Linked DNA regions of Homo sapiens: region 2 is linked to region 1. Evidence: chromatin loops called from intact Hi-C (ENCODE). Cell type or tissue: dorsolateral prefrontal cortex. All regions are shown on one strand. Each heading gives the region's core, and the rest is flanking DNA. Links, peaks and the distances in the headings are about the cores only. Region 1 has its middle 270 kb from the start of LINC02740. Region 2 has its middle 380 kb from the start of LINC02740.

Region 1 (8,467 bases), core at 383-8,382:
ATGGATATTCTTTAGTTAGAGAAGCATTTCTTACACTTTCCTTTATATGTTCAGATTGTTTTATCCTTTAACATATTTATAATAGATAATTTAAATTCACTATCGTAAGTAAAACATCTGAATTTCTTCAGGGACAATTTCTATTGTCTGCTTTTTATTTCTGTGTGAATAGGCCACACTTTCCTGTTTCTTCACATATCTATTAAATTTGTTTTTTAAAACTGGTTATTTTGAATAATATTTGAGGCAAGTCTGGAAAATCAGACCTACTCCCCCAAACCATGGTTTTTTATTATTGCTGTTTATTGTTGCTATTGTTGTTGTTGTTATTGTTGCTGCTGCTACTACTACTGTTTGTTTAAGGAATTTGTTTATCCAGTTCTGCAAACTCTATATACTTTGTTATGTTTTATCCCTGACTGGAGTCTCTGCTTGGTTAGCTCAGTGGTTAGCTAATGACTGAACAGAGATGTTCTTAAATATCTTGAATCGGTAAGTCCCCCATCATTTGCTATGGGGCTGTGTGTGTGTGGTAGAGCACAAAGTCAACACTGAATGTTTACTTCCTGCTTGCAGAGACCCTCAAGTTCAGCAAGAGGTGAAAGATTAAGGTCTTCTCAGGTTTTTGCTGCTGTTGTTTTTGCTGTTGTTTTAATCCAGAGGCCTCACAGCTACCAGGAGTTATGTATACAGTCCTGTACATGCACATGCCTTCTAAATTCCAGGAATATGTCAGAGCTTTCCAATGCCTTGTAGAAGCATCTCAATTCCAAGATTTTCCTTTAAAGTTTTTGGTCAGTCTCTTATTTGCCTCAACTGGCATCCCCACCCTACACAGTTGTAATGTTAAACAATTGGCCAATGATCCTCATCAAATGCCCTGGGAAAAGGACTTTTCCCACTGAATGATCTCTGAGTCAGATCAAACAAAGACAAACCTTGTAAGAAGAAGCTTTTCTAGGGAACTGTTGGGTGAGTCAAAGAGTGACAATTCCCTGGGGACAGGTCTTCTTGAGAAACATCCAACCTTTTCTGACCCCTGTAGTAACTATTAGGCATCTGGACTTTTTCGCTGCCATGGTTATAAGCCTGCTAGTTTTCCACACTGCTGGGGACCCGGAGATTAGGAGATTGGAATAGAATAAGTCGAAACACCACATTCTCACCGTTCTCACTAATCTCCAGCCATTTTTCTTAAACAGTCCTCAAATTTTTGCAAGCTTTTGGCTAATTTCCAGAGTTCTGAAAAAGTTTGACTTCAATAATTCTTGCCACTGTTGCTTTTATAAAGGAGTAGATTTTTGAAGGTCTTTACTTTGCCATTCAGGAATTTTTTTCTCCTAAATATTTTTTAACGCACTAGTCTAACCATTCAACTTTTTAAAAAAGATTATGCAAAAGCTTCTTTAATTTCTAGATAAGGTCCCAAAAATGACCTACAAGGTCTTGTGAAATCCATTCTTACCTACCCCTTAGACTTGCTGAGGCTCAGGAAATAACACCCCAAAGTATGGCACCTTGGTACACTGAGAAATTTGAACTGAAAAACATTAGAAGGTCATCAGAAGCAAAGTGTCTTTCTCACCTCCTGCCCTTCTTTTCTGCTGCTTTCCTTCCATTTCTAAGGCAAGCCCTAGAAACTAGAATCCCTCTTCCCCAAAGTGGGTCTTAGAAACCAGAATCCTTCTCCCCCAAAACCAGCCATAAAACCTAGAAATATTGCTCTAATCTTCCCCTGCTTTTCTGTATAAGACCCAGTTTTAAAGAAATGTTTTGAGTTACCTTGTCTGAAAGTAGATTATAAAACCATCATTCCAGAAGGGATCCTGCCCCATAACTGGGCGGAAGAAATGTCACAACAAGACCAAGAATGTTTCAAACAGATAGGCCTTGCTAGGTTTCCCCACTCAGTCTATTATTATTAGATCATTCCCTTTTTGTCCAATCATATTTCTACATGGCTGTACAATCTGGATTAATTAAATATGTTCTACTTTTCTCTTGTTAACTTGTCTTTTGTTATAGGAATACCAGCCATGACCCATAGGATGAAGAAAACAGGTACTACACTCTTTCCACCCCTACACCCTCAAACTCTATTATTCTCCCCCTAGGCCTCCTTCTGATACCTATAATAAGCCATCTTCCTACCGGCCATTTGCACAGTTTATTCTTTCTCTGACTCCCTCTTCCCACCATTCCTCTCATCAGGCCGATTCCTATCAACTCTCAGGTCTCCCTGTAAATGCCATTTCCTACGGGAGGCTTTTCTGACTCACAGGCAAGATTCAGTCTTCATCAAATGCTCTCATGGTACCCTGTGTTTCTCCTTCATAGCCTTTATCGTAACTGTAATGAAATGTAGTTTCTGTAAGTATTTGCTGAATATTAACAATTGTGATGGCAGAGATTTAATCGGGCTCAGAGGAAAATGGCAAATAAATGTTTATTGAAATGAATAAATGAGTGAGTGAATGAATGCAAGAATAGAAGAAATGCAATATGCAAATATCTGGCTACCAAAGTTGTTCTGTCTTGCAGAAAGTCAGTAAAGAGAGAGACGGACATCATTGAAGTACCACAAAAACCCCATACAGATAAAAGTCCCTCGTTTTGTACATGAGCATACCATCTTCAGGTGAGCAAGATTGTTTTGTACCAGCTGCCAATCCAGGCTGCAAATTGCATGAGAAAACTTTATCCATACCCAGGCAAGAGCCCCAGAAATTCTGTAATCATTTGCATTTAATGCAGCCCAGGAGCGTGTTTTTAAAAAGCTCTGTAAATAATTCTAACATGCAGTTAGGTTTGAGAACCACTATAGGTTAAAAAGTATCTTGTCTCAAGTCTGTTTCTGTCAATCCTCAGGAGTCCTTATAGCAAGGAAGTATAATAAGATTTGGGAAAATCTTATTAATGATCATCTTGAAAAATATAAAAGGGTAACTATGTCTTGTGTGTGGCTCTCAATCAAAAACTAAAGCAAAGGTAGTTTTCACATTTGATGTAACAGAAAAAGGTTGTTTCTGAGGAAGAGACAATATGTTTTCTGCTAATAAACTCCAGGGTGGCTTTGTGGCTGTCTTGATTAATCGGTGACGATGAAATAACCAGTGCTCAGGGATACATGAGACAGCAAAGGATTGTAAGTGACAATTTGCTGTTAAAATTCATCAGCCCCTGCAAAGTACCTTGATTAATAAAGTCACTGTGCCTGTCTCCACACTAAGGAGGGGGCCCCTATAGAAGAAAGGGAAAACAAATTTGCAAGGATGGTCTCGCTAAAGAGGTTCAGCACCCGTTTGCATTTAATCTCTCTGCTCTTGCATTAGTCAAGTACCTTCTCCCTCTCAATTGTTCACTAGTGCTGCCATTAATCACAGCCCACTGTAAAGGAAAGTAGGGAGGAGGTAGGGGAGACAGAAGTCTCCTTCTTGGCTTGTAGCTGGGGAGAATGATTGGTAGGCAGGGGACCCAGGAGGGGAACTGCTGGGTTATGACCAACCACAGGAACTTAAAATAGGGTTTGCAGAATTGAGCCTCAGCAGGCCACAGCTGGACGCTCTTCTGCCTGCCACAGCCACTATGAAGGTTCTTGGTGCAACATCGCCATCTACAGCTAACTGTAAGAACTGCTTTGAGGGAGTTGCTGAGCTCGGGAAACTGCCCTGAAATGAGATCAAGGTAACCCCAGAGGTTTTGCACTAGCCAGGGAAGTAGGACAACATTGGTTTTCGTGGCACAGGGCTACCTTCCTTGGTGTTTGGACCTACAGCTTGTTATCCTGCATGATGTTAAGCTAGTGCCAACGTAAGAATATCACGAATAATGGATTCCCATGAGATTTCATGAATGACCCATTTGTCCCTAGAGAAAACAAAACAAAACAAAAACAACAGCTTACCCAAGCTTAGAAGTCTACCCAGTCAGAGAAGTCTGCTGCACTGCATTAGACCTTTCTTTGAAAACGGTCTTTAAGGGTTTCTAAGAGCAGTTTTTTCTAAAATCAGTGATAAAATATTTCTAAACTCAATATAAGGAAAACTGTTTTAATGTCATATGGTTATATTTTTCAAGCACATTTTCCAAGTTGCTTTCTGATACATGAAGAATGAGAACCCAGTATTTGTACAACTCAAAACTCTAATATGTCAGAAATGGAAGGGTCTGTTGGGAGTGTCTATACTTCAATGTTTCTGCAGTGCCCTAGGAGTTTACAAATATGATCTCATTTAATACACACAAAAACCTGTGTATGTGCTGGTATCCCCATTGCATAGATGAGACTAATTCAGAGGAGAGGCCTTAAAGAATATCTAAGCAGATCTCTCAAGGTCCTACAGCCACAAAGTAGCCTCAACCTTTTGTTCTCCCAGTGAACATAACTAACTGCCCTCCCAGTCTCCATGAACCCTACCATTCCTCTATGAGGACAATGGGTTCAGTTCACCAGTAGAGGATATCATCTCAGCTCTGCTAATGTGAGCTGTGTGACTTTGAACAGGTCGCTTGATCTCTCTGAGACTTCTTTTTTTTCATCTGTACATTGACGAGATTGGATGAAAGAAAACAGTTTTGGGATGCCTGAATATAGATTGAAAACAAAGAAATACATTGAAGCTGGAGGTCTCTTAGGTCACAAATTGTAAGTGGCTCAGTTGCTGAATGAAATTCAAGTCAACTGGACTATTCTACTCTTGATGACAGTACGAGGCTGGTCATTAATGGACTTAGCCCCTCACCTGATTCATTTCTCTGCTTTGCTATGGGCAGGAGTCCAATAATTGACAGATTGAAGTGTTTTTACACCCTTGCCTTTAACATGCAGTAGAGGAGAGAGCTTGGGTTTTGAATTTGATATAGTAAAGAGCCTGTCTGCCTTTCTACCTCACTGGCATTCAAAGAATACTACCCCACATGAGTGCACATTGTCAACACATAGCCCATTCCTAAGAAGGTTATGCATCAGGACCAGGATACGAGGAACAACTACTCCCTGGAAACGTTTAAGCAAAGAAAAAAAGTATATTCCAGGAATATTAAATACGATTTTTTTACAGTCTTTTAATAAAGCCACCTTGGAATAGGACATGGTTGACAGCATTTCCCCAGACGGGGTGTTAAATATAGCATTCAAACCAGAAAATTACTCATTGATTTGCCCTGTGAAAAGATAAATGTCTATTCAACTGTGTTCTATCCCAGTGCAGACCTTATTGTTTTTTAGCAAAACAGTCTGAGTGAGTCTCCCTAATGAGGCAACACAGCATGAAAACGCTGCAAGCACATGGCACAGGACAGGACGAGAGCCCTTGCCAACCAAATGCAATACCCCAGAAGGCTGCCCACAGCTCCCGGAAGCAGGGTATGCATGCCAGCTCAACAAGGTGGCCCCACTACTCTAGACAACAAAAGAACAACAGCAGATACACTACCCTGGAGCAAATACACATGATAAATGAAAACTTGGTCTCAGGAGGGAGCAGAGATAAAAGCTTACAATTCACTGCCCCAAGAGCCTCTGAAATCACTACTGTTTTGGCTTTGGCTTAAAGACAGTTTTCATAATGACAGGTGACTGCCATCTGTAAGACCCTGCCAGACCGCATATGCCTAATAATGCTCTCTCATTTTATCCAGTGTTTTACAGCTCACATAGGGATACTGTGTGTCCAAGCTCATTTGATTCTCTTAACAACCCTATTAAACAGGTGGTAGAGGTACCCACTGCCCTGGCTGCATTTTTTTTTTCAGAGAGATGCTGTCAAGTATTATTATATCTTACATCTATTTATTCACTCAACAAGCATATATGGAGAGCCCACTCTGTTCTAGGCACTGGGAGGAGGTGGAGAAGCACAGAGAAGTAAGGGAGAAAGCAGAGGTGGGTCTAATACGGTCTACATGACAATGCTTTCAAGGAACTCCTAAATCTCAGGGGGATGCAGAGGGACTAACAGATAACTCTAACTCAGTATGGACAGAGCAGAGAAGGGGGGCGTTTCACAATTCCTAGGGGAATTGCAGAGGAGTGGTGACTTGACTTATAGGAGTTTCCTGAATTGCAAGAGGACTTATTTAACTTTACAATTCATTCTGATTCTTAAAAAAAAAATCGAAGAGTGATGCAATGATATGCACTTTGGGGTCATAGATCAGCTGACAACATTATGAGATATTTTATTATTGATTATTTTCCTGCGACTAACAACAAAACCACTAGGTAAGACAAGCAAGCTCTTTGCCTTTCTTTTACTGAAGCTCACAACAGTTGAATAGCTTGTTCCAGGTAACAGATCAGGAATTCGAATTTACTAGGAAATTGCTCCATACTGAGTTCTAATCTGCATTCTACTCCAGTGCCTCTCAAATTTAATGACTATACAAACCTCTTAGGGATTTTGCTAAATTACAGATTCGGGTTCAGAAAGCCCAAAGTGGGGGCTGGAATTCAGCATTTCTAACAAGCAGCCAAGTGATACAAATGCCGTTGGTGCATTTGTATCACTTGGCTCACTTTGACTAGCAAGGGTCCAGAGTGATGCCCTGGCCCTAAAAGTGGCTATTATCAAAAAGGGAGTAAAAGTCCGAGTACATGAATTCTAGCAATGGTGAATAGGTTTTGCAGAAATTAGGACAGAAAAAGGAGAAAATTAGGGGAAAACAATCTTGAAATTTAAGGACAGGCCAAAGGTTTTGAAGACCTAATACACCTGAAGGCCCTTAGACAAGGTCCAGCACTGTGGTGCCAAACCTGGAGTTCTCAAATCTCCAAGGTTCCAAGAAATCATCAGTGAGGATCCTTGAACTATTTTATATATTCAAAAAATAGCTATTTGAAATTGAATATTTACATAAACAAGGCCTCTTTTGTTAATGAAAACAAGGACTCATTAACCAGATTTACTACTGCTTTGTCTTTCTATTGTAGGCCTAATACTTATTATTATTATATATATACACATCTTTGATTAATTAAAAATAAGAAAACAAGAAAATAAGAAAACAAATTAGGTATTAATAAATTGCAGTTCAAGTAATCGAGGGAGACTAAAAGAAGGAATCCTTGGTAGGAAAAATGTTGAGAAATAATTCAAACCCCCTATTTTATGAGTTTTTAAAATTTTATTGTTTTGTCTTTGGGCTTTTTGTTGTTGCTGCATTGGTTTTGCATTAGCTTGTACCCATAAATATTAAGTAACTAAGCAAAGGTTTAAAAGTGAGATAATAGAAGAACCAGAAACAGATCCCAAATGTTCTAACTCGAAGCGATTAATAGTTGCCATTTACAAACAACCTATTATGTGCCAAGCACCTGCATTACTTATCACATTAAATCATCAAAAAAAAAAACTAAAAAGAAAGTAATTTTGTATTTATTTTACAGACCAAGAATCTGAGCCCCAGAAACATGCAGTAACCTGCCCAGAAAAATACTCAGCAAGTAAAATGCTTATTCAGCAATGGATCTAAAGTCTGAGCCCCAAAGCCTATCCTTGTAATCAAAATCCAAGTTTTAATTCTCTCAAGTTGCTGTTAGATTCCAGGATCCTCATATTGTGTATTTGACCACTGAGAAGAAATTGCTGGTTTATTTATTTCATCTAGACTCTTTCCAAAAATGCCTCTAGACTAGAGAAAATGTAATTAAACAGCCCCAATATTCCCCTCAGCAGCCTACCAGCCTTTTGCCATTTCTCTTAAAGACTCTGAAACTTGCACTCCCTGAGACACACAGAGGAGAGGCATTAATCTTGGAATGGATGAATGCAAGCCAGATCCTCTCCCTTTTGCCCTAAGAGTGCAGCAGAACAAACACAATTTTAGGAATCCAGTAAATTCAGATGTAAATCCAACTCCCCATGTACTGACTTGTGATCATTGACCATTCACTGACACCTCTGAATCATTTTTATTATCTGATAAAAGAAAGACAATACTGCATTTTTCATTGGATGGTGGTGAGGATTACATAAACTTAAGTGAGTAAGGCCCCTAGCACAGGTCAAGTACCAGAAAAATACGTCAGTAGCCCCTATCAGATCGGGTGATTACTACCCTGGAAAACATAATTTGCTTTTGGCTTGTCTCAGCCAAATCATGGGCTTCAGACAGAAGTCATCCTCCTCGTTCTAAATAATTCAAAATGAAAAGCCTGAGCGTTTGTTTCCCTGACCTTATTTCAAGGATATTCTGAAATGCTGAAGCTGGGTGACCATACATAAATGAAAGCATTCATTCTGAAAATAAATGTGACTTTGCAAAGACCACTAATGTGGTCAGAGCAGAACTGGTGTGGCCAACTAAAGGGTGACCTCCATTTCTCAGAAAGTATCAGAGTGGATTATCCTAATTTGGACTTCATCTTTCATCTCTTTTCAGGAGAGTGAGAAGGAGAGTCTGGTGAAGTCATTCCTTTTTGCCCAATCATGTTTTGCTTACCTCACTCACTCCAGGGAAAACAAAC
Region 2 (8,467 bases), core at 370-8,369, 110 kb after region 1:
CCTCTAACACATCCAGAAGGAACACAGCCCTGTTGACACCTTGATTGTAACCCAGCAAAACCTGGGCTATCATCAGATTTCTAAACTCCAAAACTGTAAGATAATAAACTTGTGTTCTTTTAAGCCACTAAGTTTGCAGTAAATTATTGTAGCAGCTATAGAAAATTAATGGACTCCATCATGAATAATTAGCAGCAGGCATTTAGCGGAGAAGGGAACAAATTTTCATAGACGTCAGTGAATAAGGATAGTACTGATAGGTAACTTGGAGCAAATAGAAGTGCAATAACTAAAAGTTTTCTGTAAACTATAATAAGTACTCTAAAAAAATGCACCAGTAATTCCAATGCAGGCTATGTAAAGACAAGAATGATATGGGCACTTTGTCTAGGGAAGCAGCTAATAGTTTAAATTCAGAACCATATTGAATATCATTTAAAGTTTTGCACATATTCTAAGACAGTAAAATCTCATGCAAAGAGCATAGGAGCTGAGACCACAATATTTAGTTCTGTCACCATTTGTTCTGTTGACCTTGGGCATAACAACTTGAAGCTTGGGCTTACTTATAAATAAAATGAAAGATTATAGTATCAACCTCATGAAGTTATGAGAATTAAGTAGGTTAATTTTATATAAGAACACAACACTATACCAAGTGTATCAATAAATGTCATCTATTTATATTATATATACTTTCTTAATAGAATTCTCATTCCAAATGTTGGCACTTTGAACACATTATTTTGTTGTTTTTGTAAAGACCCAATTAAACAATTGTTTCTGAGATGCTCTAATGTTGGAATTGGGTGGCTCCAATAGAAGAACCATAGTCAATATTCAGTTACCACACAGTAGGAAAAGCCAAGTAAGCATCGCTACTGGCAGAATTTAGTCTTAATGAGGGGTATTTCTGCCTGGGTGAGCCACATATTATAGCAGCATCTGGAACTAGTCTCTGTACCCAGCAGGTATCTATGGACACCAACAACTCCCACTCTTGCTGTAAGAGAGAAAAGAGTTGAAATCAACTGAAAGGAAGGTTTCAGAAACACCTGCGGTTCTTGGCATCACTAAGTCTAAAGAATCGCTAAATTACTTCCCTATGCAGCATCACAGATGTTAATAACTTGCACCTGTGCTTATGTGTGTCTGCTGGGGGTGTGGAGCTGCAGACAGGAACAGGAACATCAAAGGAAAAAGAGAGGCTCCTTCTCAGAAACATGGTCCCTTATAGACCATCACTCATATGGACCGCAGACCATCAATATAGTCATGTGGGGAACTATACTCTTCACCAAACTATGAGTTTCTCAACTGCAGAAAATTTATTCATTGTTGGGTCCCACGTAGTATATTTGTTGTTTGTCCCACAATAAATATGAACTCAATTAAGCTGAAATAATTAAATACTATAAAATACAAAGTTATGAGATTTGTGGCAGGATAATTTATTAAAATATGTGGTACTTTTACCACTGCAGAAGAATCAGAAAGAAATAGTTATATAACACACATCCTCAGGGAGAAGGATCATGAAATCCAGAGATCTCCTCAAGATAAGCAAGCTGTTCTGTTGTTAAAAGCCAAGGCTCGGCCAGGCGCAGTGCCTCATGCCTGTAATCCTAGCACTTTGGGAGGCTGAGATGCGCCCGTCTTGACCTTGATCACAAGGTCAAGAGATCAAGACCATCCTGGCCAACATGGTGAAACCCCGTCTCTACTAAAAATACAAAAATTAGCTAGGCATGGTGGCACACACCTGTAGTCCCAGCTACTTGGTAGGCTGAGGTAGAAGAATTGCTTGAACCTGGGAGGTGGAAGTTGCAGTGAGCCAAGATTGTGCCATTGCACTTCAGCCTGGAGACAGAGTGAGACTCTATCTCAAAAAAAAAAAAAAAAAAAAAAAAGCCAAGGATCACAAAAGCAAAAAGCTAAAGTCTGTGCATAGGGTGAGGGATACAACCCTGAGATGTCCAGCAACAAGGGAGTATCCTGAGCCAAGTGAAGAGGGTTGGGGATTTGGAGATTTATGGGAGCAGAATGGCCAAGAGACAGGACATTGTCCAGGTGGATTGTAGATTTTTGAAACCCTCCACATGAAGAGCCATGATGTTGAGAGCTGTGGTTTTGGGGCCATAGATAAAGCTCCTTGGTACAGCAGAATTGAGAAGATAGATCCACATCACCTAATCAGTGGATGTCTCAGTTGGAGCTCTGATGGATTAAAGATGGCCCTTCATTTTGGGGTACCATTGAAATCTCTAGATTTCTTGTGGAATTCTAGGAAGATATGATAGTGAAAGGAATGCAAAGAAAAGTATGCAAAGACTCATTTAATTTTGCTTGGAGAAACAAAAATATGCTTCTTGCCAATATAGTTGTAGGGTAGAATTCATACATGCTACATATGCATCATAAGAGATAGAAGGACTACACTAAAATATTAAAGCAATTCTCTCCGTGTGTTCTTATTATAAGTAATATCCTATTTTTCCTTATAGTTATATATACATATGTGTTTTTTAAAGCTATCTTTAAAAATAAAAGTACAAAATGCTCACCTTCCTACCCATGACTTACCAGATGGTGCAATGATTTTTCCTGGGAACAAGTGGCCCCACTCTTCTTTTGAACAAAGTCACAAACTTTGTGACTGGTTTTGACTTCTGAGAAACCGGAGAAGCTATCATGTACAAAGGCACACTCATCCTTGAAAACCTCTCACGAGTGGTTTGTTCCAGCACACATAATGATTTTGTTGGATGTTAAAAGAATGTAACATTCTCCAAGAAACAAACAAACAAACAAACAAAACCAACTCTGGCAACATCAAGTCACTGAAGTGACTGAAATTAGAAACATCTTTGTGAATTTCTACATGAAATATTTTGCTGTTTTTATTTAATATTTACCATTTCCAATATTCTTTATGTAAATCCAGATTTCCATCTGGTAATATTTTCCTTCTGCCCAAAAAACTTTCTACAAGAAGAACATTCCCCTACATACTCAGTAAAATCATCGAAATCATAAAATTAATCCTAATATGCTACTAGCATCTAATCCTTCAAAACAGTTGCTCCAGTTAATTCCTTTACAGCAAAAGGGTGCAGTTGCAGAATCAGGCATTGCATTTTGTTCCCAAAGCTTTTTCATCTTTTTCAGTCTGAAACAGTTCCTCAAGCTTTCCTTGTCTTTGACACTTTTGAAAATAATAGGCCAGTTTTTTTATTTAATTGTGGTAAAGAAAATATATAACCTTCAATTTGGCATATGGTAAAGTATTTTAAATAAGTCTACAAATTTCCTAAACCAAGATCTCCTTGATTTGAGGTATCATGTCTTATTTCTGTATCCCTTAAACCTAACAAAGTGCCTGGAATATGATGAGTTTTTAGTAAATATTTGTTGAATGAATAAATGATATAAACCCATTTCATAGGTGGAAATTGATAAAGGGGTGTTAGCTTAAGACAATTGTTCTTTTTTTTCTAGATTTGTTCCCTTATTTATCCCTCAGAAAATGCTCTTTGACCATTTGCTTCTCTGCTGCCTTTGTCAATAAGACATGGTTCTTAACCTGCAGAGACAGCTATAGGGAAACCATGACAGTGGAATGACTAAGAGCTATAAGATATGCATGGGAGAGCTTACAACTAAATAAATTGCTGTCCAGCCCAGAAAAGGGAGTGATTCATTCTACCTAAAAAAATCAGGAATAATGTCCCAGCGGAGGTAGCAATTGATATGACTCTTGAGAGATGAATAAGTTTTTGAAATCAGTGGGGAGGACAGAGAGTTTGAAAAGCACTTTCTGCATTATCTAGCACAATCCTGTGCCTTCCATTCTAACTCAATATTATTGGCTGATGAATAAGACTGAAATGACTAACCAGTAACTTGATTGAAAGTGAATCCCAATTCTTGTTTATTCTATCCTGATTCAGTTAATTTGGCGCCCTCTGCAGATCTCTCTCTGCAAAAGGATATATTTCATGAGGTCACATCCTCACAAAGCATAAAAGCTGACTCACATGCTTTGTCCTAACATCTGTGGCTTTATTTAATTTCACTGTAATGTTCCAAACTGAGATTTCTTTGTAATAATCAGATAGTCTGTAACAATACTTGGATAGACTTGTTGCCTTAAGAGGAGGTTTGATTTTATTTTATTGATTTTCTTATAATGCTTGTAATTGTTCCAGTTTGTTGGAGCTTTTTTCTTACCTCGCTTTTATATTTTCTAATTGCTTTCTATCTCGCAAAAAAATATGTCTGTGGCTTGTTGATCTTTTCCTTCATTAAGAATGTATGTTGCAAGATAGGCTTGGCATAGAAAGGCAAAACTCTATTATCGAAAATTTTATTATGCCCTCTGATATATGTTTCTCTTTCATAAGAATGCAACAAAATGCCTTTGTCCTTCACTTCATGAATAACTGTACCCTTCGGAAGAGGAAAAAAATAATCTGTTGTGTTCAACACTTTCATTCAAATGTTGTGTTATTAGTGTTTGGGAAAAAACACATTTTAACTCGGTTATTTGATCGCCTTTGTCCTTTTTAGTACCTCTGCATTATCTCTGTTTTAAGAAATGAAATGAGAAGCCATTCAAGGTCAGTGCAGAAACCATGAGGAGGAGCATCCCTCTCTAGACATGCATCAATTCAGCAAACATTTATTGAACACAAAGAAATTGGCAAGTAGGTTGACAATTACTGGAAATAAATACAAAACAAAATCTAGGGTTCCTAATGCTAACGCTGAGCAAAATTGCAGAGGGGAATGAGGCTCATCAAACCCTTCAGTTGTGATGCTGCACAGCAATTAGGTTCCCATCAGGGGCTCTGGAATCACACAAGAATGGCCTCTACTCCCAGTTTTGCTATAAGGTGAGTGACCCAGGGCAAATTACCTGCCCTATTTGAGTCTCACTTCTCCTATCTATAAGTTTTCGGTAATACCAATACTTGCTTCAAGACTTTTCTGAAGATTTGATGAAGTACTGTATGCAAAGTGCTAACTAGAGTTACAGGAACATAGTAAGTGCTCAGCAAATTTTAGCTCTGGATATGCAGTGATTCTGCCTCAATTACATTAGCCTACTAATCCAAAAACATAAAAGGTACCCAGTAAATGCTTGTTGAATTAATTCAGTCCAAGTATTCCACCCACCATGTCAATGCACTATCAGACATCAAATTGGACTTTCCCAGTTTTAATCAGGGAGTTCAAAACAGTGCTTGGCAGTAGGTGGGTGGGGTCGTCAATTCATAGCTTGCACTTTGCAGTCTGAATCTCTCACATTTACACCAACCTCAAATTATTTCTATTCATATAAAGTTAAGATGGTGATTAGCAAGCAGTTTACAAATGAGCTGATATTCCACAATTCAAATTTCTGGTTGAAAAAAAAGTGTAACATGGATGATGAATCCGAATATAGCTGTCAATGAAAAGAAATGCATCTTCCACTACTTAGGCCCAGTTTCAGTCCTTGCCCTTCCAGAATAATGAACAAACCTTTAGAGTTATAATACAAAATCTACAAAAGATGCTTATCTACAAAGGGTCTTCTACACAACTTTGTACATCTCTCCATGATGTAAAGAAATGTACAAGTAATCGTAGTTCCAACAGAAGGAAGACTCCTATAAATCTATAATGAAGATTTCACAAAAAATAGTTAACACCTTAAAAGTTATCATTTGAAAAGTAAGTTAATAGTCTTGCAGGAGGAGAATACCCAGTTCCAAAAAGTAATCAGTAGCTAATTACTGAGCCCCATCTGTGCATTTAGCATTTTCCAAAAGACTAAATGTAACCTTGAAAATTCTCTGTCCATATTAGTAATAACCAGACAGGTACCAGGTAGAAAGAGTAGAATAAACCAAACTCTGCTAAACGAATAAACCAAACAAAAATACCAAAAATATAGCTAATGCTACATAGCAATAAGGCTTCAACATAAGACATAGAGAAGTGTTGGAAGCAAAATCTTTAGGGAAGTCTAGAATAAATTTGTTTAAGGAAAAATGCTTAAAGCATGAGGCAGATTCTGTCAAAAATATCATGATAAAAATTTAAGTACTGACTGTGGTTTATGGAATTCTCCTTTTTTGAAGGTTGATATTTACCATCATCCTGATAAATGCCTCTTTATAGTCAATTCATTCCTTGTTGGCCCATATCTCCCACCTCTAGTATTTATTGCATAAAGGAATGTTTCTCTGACTACTCACAGATAAATCTTCTCATTGATGGAGGGTTTTCTCACTACCTATTATGTGCCTATCTAGCCTCAGCCAACAATTTATTACCAGTTTAGAAAGAAGGCAATGAGGTAAAAGACTGAATTGTTTTTATGGCTGTGTCTATATTTCTTAAAGAGTAAGAACCTTTACAAGAGAAATTCATCCTGGAACCACATGAACCACCATTCATTTGGAGAAAAAGGAAATTGTTATAAAATATTGAAAACAGAATCAAATTCTATGAGGCTGTCATTCTGTTTTACTACCAGGAACTATTTTAATCCCCACTCAGTTACTTTCTGACTCTTAACTAGAGTAATGCTGTGAGCCTGCAGATGTGGGTTCCTTTGAACACCACAAATAGTGGCTGGAATCAACACATGCCATTAGAATACAGGGCCCTGGCACCGTTCTCATTCACTGGAAGCTCCTCTCCAATCAGTATTACATTCAGTGATGTCTGAATTTTTATTTGACTTGAAGTACAATATAGTAGTGTAGTGGTAAGAATAACAGAAGAAGAGTCAGAAAACCTCAATTTTAGTCCCAAACATACAAAGTCACATACATTATTAACTCGGACAAGTCATTTAACATCTCTGTGCCTCATTTTCTCAACATGTATAATGAGAGTTTGGATTAAATGGCCTCTAAGATCTCTTTGTTAGGTTCTATATTATTTGAGGCTGTATTTATAAACCAATACATACCGGTAGGTATCAGCCTGCCTTTGCAACACCACATCCACTATCAAGCACCACATTTTAAGTATTGCCTGCACATGCACTTTGACAAGCAGTCTTGAAAGCAAGATATATAGATTGAGACACACCTATTTGGAAACATTAAAGTTTTAACTGTAACAAAATGTGGTGATATGGTTTGGCTGTCTCCCTGCCCAAATCTCAACTTGAATTGTATCTTCCAGGATTCCCACATGCTGTGGGAGGGACCCAGGGGGAGGTAATTGAATCACTGAGGCCGGTTTCCACTTTTGCTTCTTCCTCATTTTCTCTTGCTGCTGCCGCCATGCAAGAAGTGTCTTTAGCCCTCCACCATGATTCTGAGGCCTCCCCAGCCATGTAGAACTGTAAGTCCAATTAAACCTCCTTTGCTTCCCAGTCTCGGGTAGGCCTTTATAAGTGGCGTGAAAACAGACTAATAAAGTAAATTGGTACTAGTAGAGTGGGGCATTGCTGAAAAGATACCTGAAAATGTGGAAGCAACTTCGGTACTGGGTAACGGGCAGAGACTGGAACAGTTTGAAGGGCTCAGAAGAAGATAGGAAAATACGAGAAAGTTTGGAACTTCCTAGAGAGGCTTTGCCCAAAATGCTGATAGTGATATGGACAGTAAAATCCAGGCTGAGGTGGTCTCATATGGCGATGAGGAACTTGTAGGAACTGGAGCAAAGATGACTCTTGTGTTTTAGCAAAGATCCTGGCGGCATTTTGCCCCTGAACTAGAGATTTGTGGAACCTTGAACTTGAGGGAGATGATTTAGGGTATCTGGCGGAAAAAATTTCTAAGCAGCAAAGCATTCAAAAGGTGACTTGGGTGCTGTTAAAAGCATTCAATTTTAAAAGGGAAACAGAGCATAAAAGTTCAGAAAATTTGCAGCCTGACCATTCAGTAGAAAAGACAAACCCATTTTCTGGGGAGAAATTCAAGCCAGCTGCAGAAATTTGCATAAGTAGCAAGCAGCCTGATTTTAATCCCCAAGACCCTGGGGCAAATGCCTCCAGGCCATGTCAGAGACCTTCATGGCAGCGCTTCCCATCACAAATTCAGAGGACCAGAAGGAAAAAGTTGTTTCATGGGCCAGGCCGGGGTTGTCGCGCTGTGTGCAGCCTAGGGAATTGGTGCTATGTCCCAGCCTCTTCAGCCATGGCTGAAAGGAGCCAACGTAACAGCTTGGCTGTGGTTTCAGAGGGTGGAAGCCCCAGGCCTTGGCAGCTTCCATGTGGTATTGGGCCTGCGGGTGCACGGAAGTCAAGAATTGGGGTTTGGGAACCTCTGCCTAGATTTTAGAAGATGTACTGAAATGCCTGGCTGCCCAGGCAAAAGTCTGCTGCAGGGTGTGGGGGGTGTTGCAGGGAGGGGGTGATCATGAAGAACCTCTGTTGGGGAGTGTGGAGGAGAAATGTAGGGTTGGAGCCCCCACACGGTGTCCCTACTGGAGCACTGCCTAGTAGAGCTGTGAGAAGAGG

The links. Peaks named below come from ENCODE experiments on the same cell type or tissue, not always from the same donor. Only the 100,000 strongest peaks of a DNase experiment are listed, where the experiment ranks them.
Region 2: it touches region 1 in a loop (5-fold over the local background); 3 of 110 quality-filtered maps call a loop at or near these places.

What each region holds. Positions count from the first base shown.
Region 1 is chr11:42,521,209-42,529,675 of GRCh38, forward strand. No RefSeq gene overlaps it. Among named protein-coding and RNA genes, the nearest start is that of LINC02740, 270 kb to the left of the region's middle. RefSeq lists an enhancer at 5,301-5,801. In dorsolateral prefrontal cortex, for the core only: CTCF peaks have their summits at 3,612 and 3,812; a DNase peak (open chromatin) is centred at 3,623; H3K27ac peaks cover 1,570 bases.
Region 2 is chr11:42,627,756-42,636,222 of GRCh38, forward strand. No RefSeq gene overlaps it. Among named protein-coding and RNA genes, the nearest start is that of LINC02740, 380 kb to the left of the region's middle. In dorsolateral prefrontal cortex, for the core only: a CTCF peak has its summit at 3,973 (motif pointing left); no DNase peak of the experiment used is centred there; H3K4me3 peaks cover 544 bases; H3K27ac peaks cover 2,269 bases.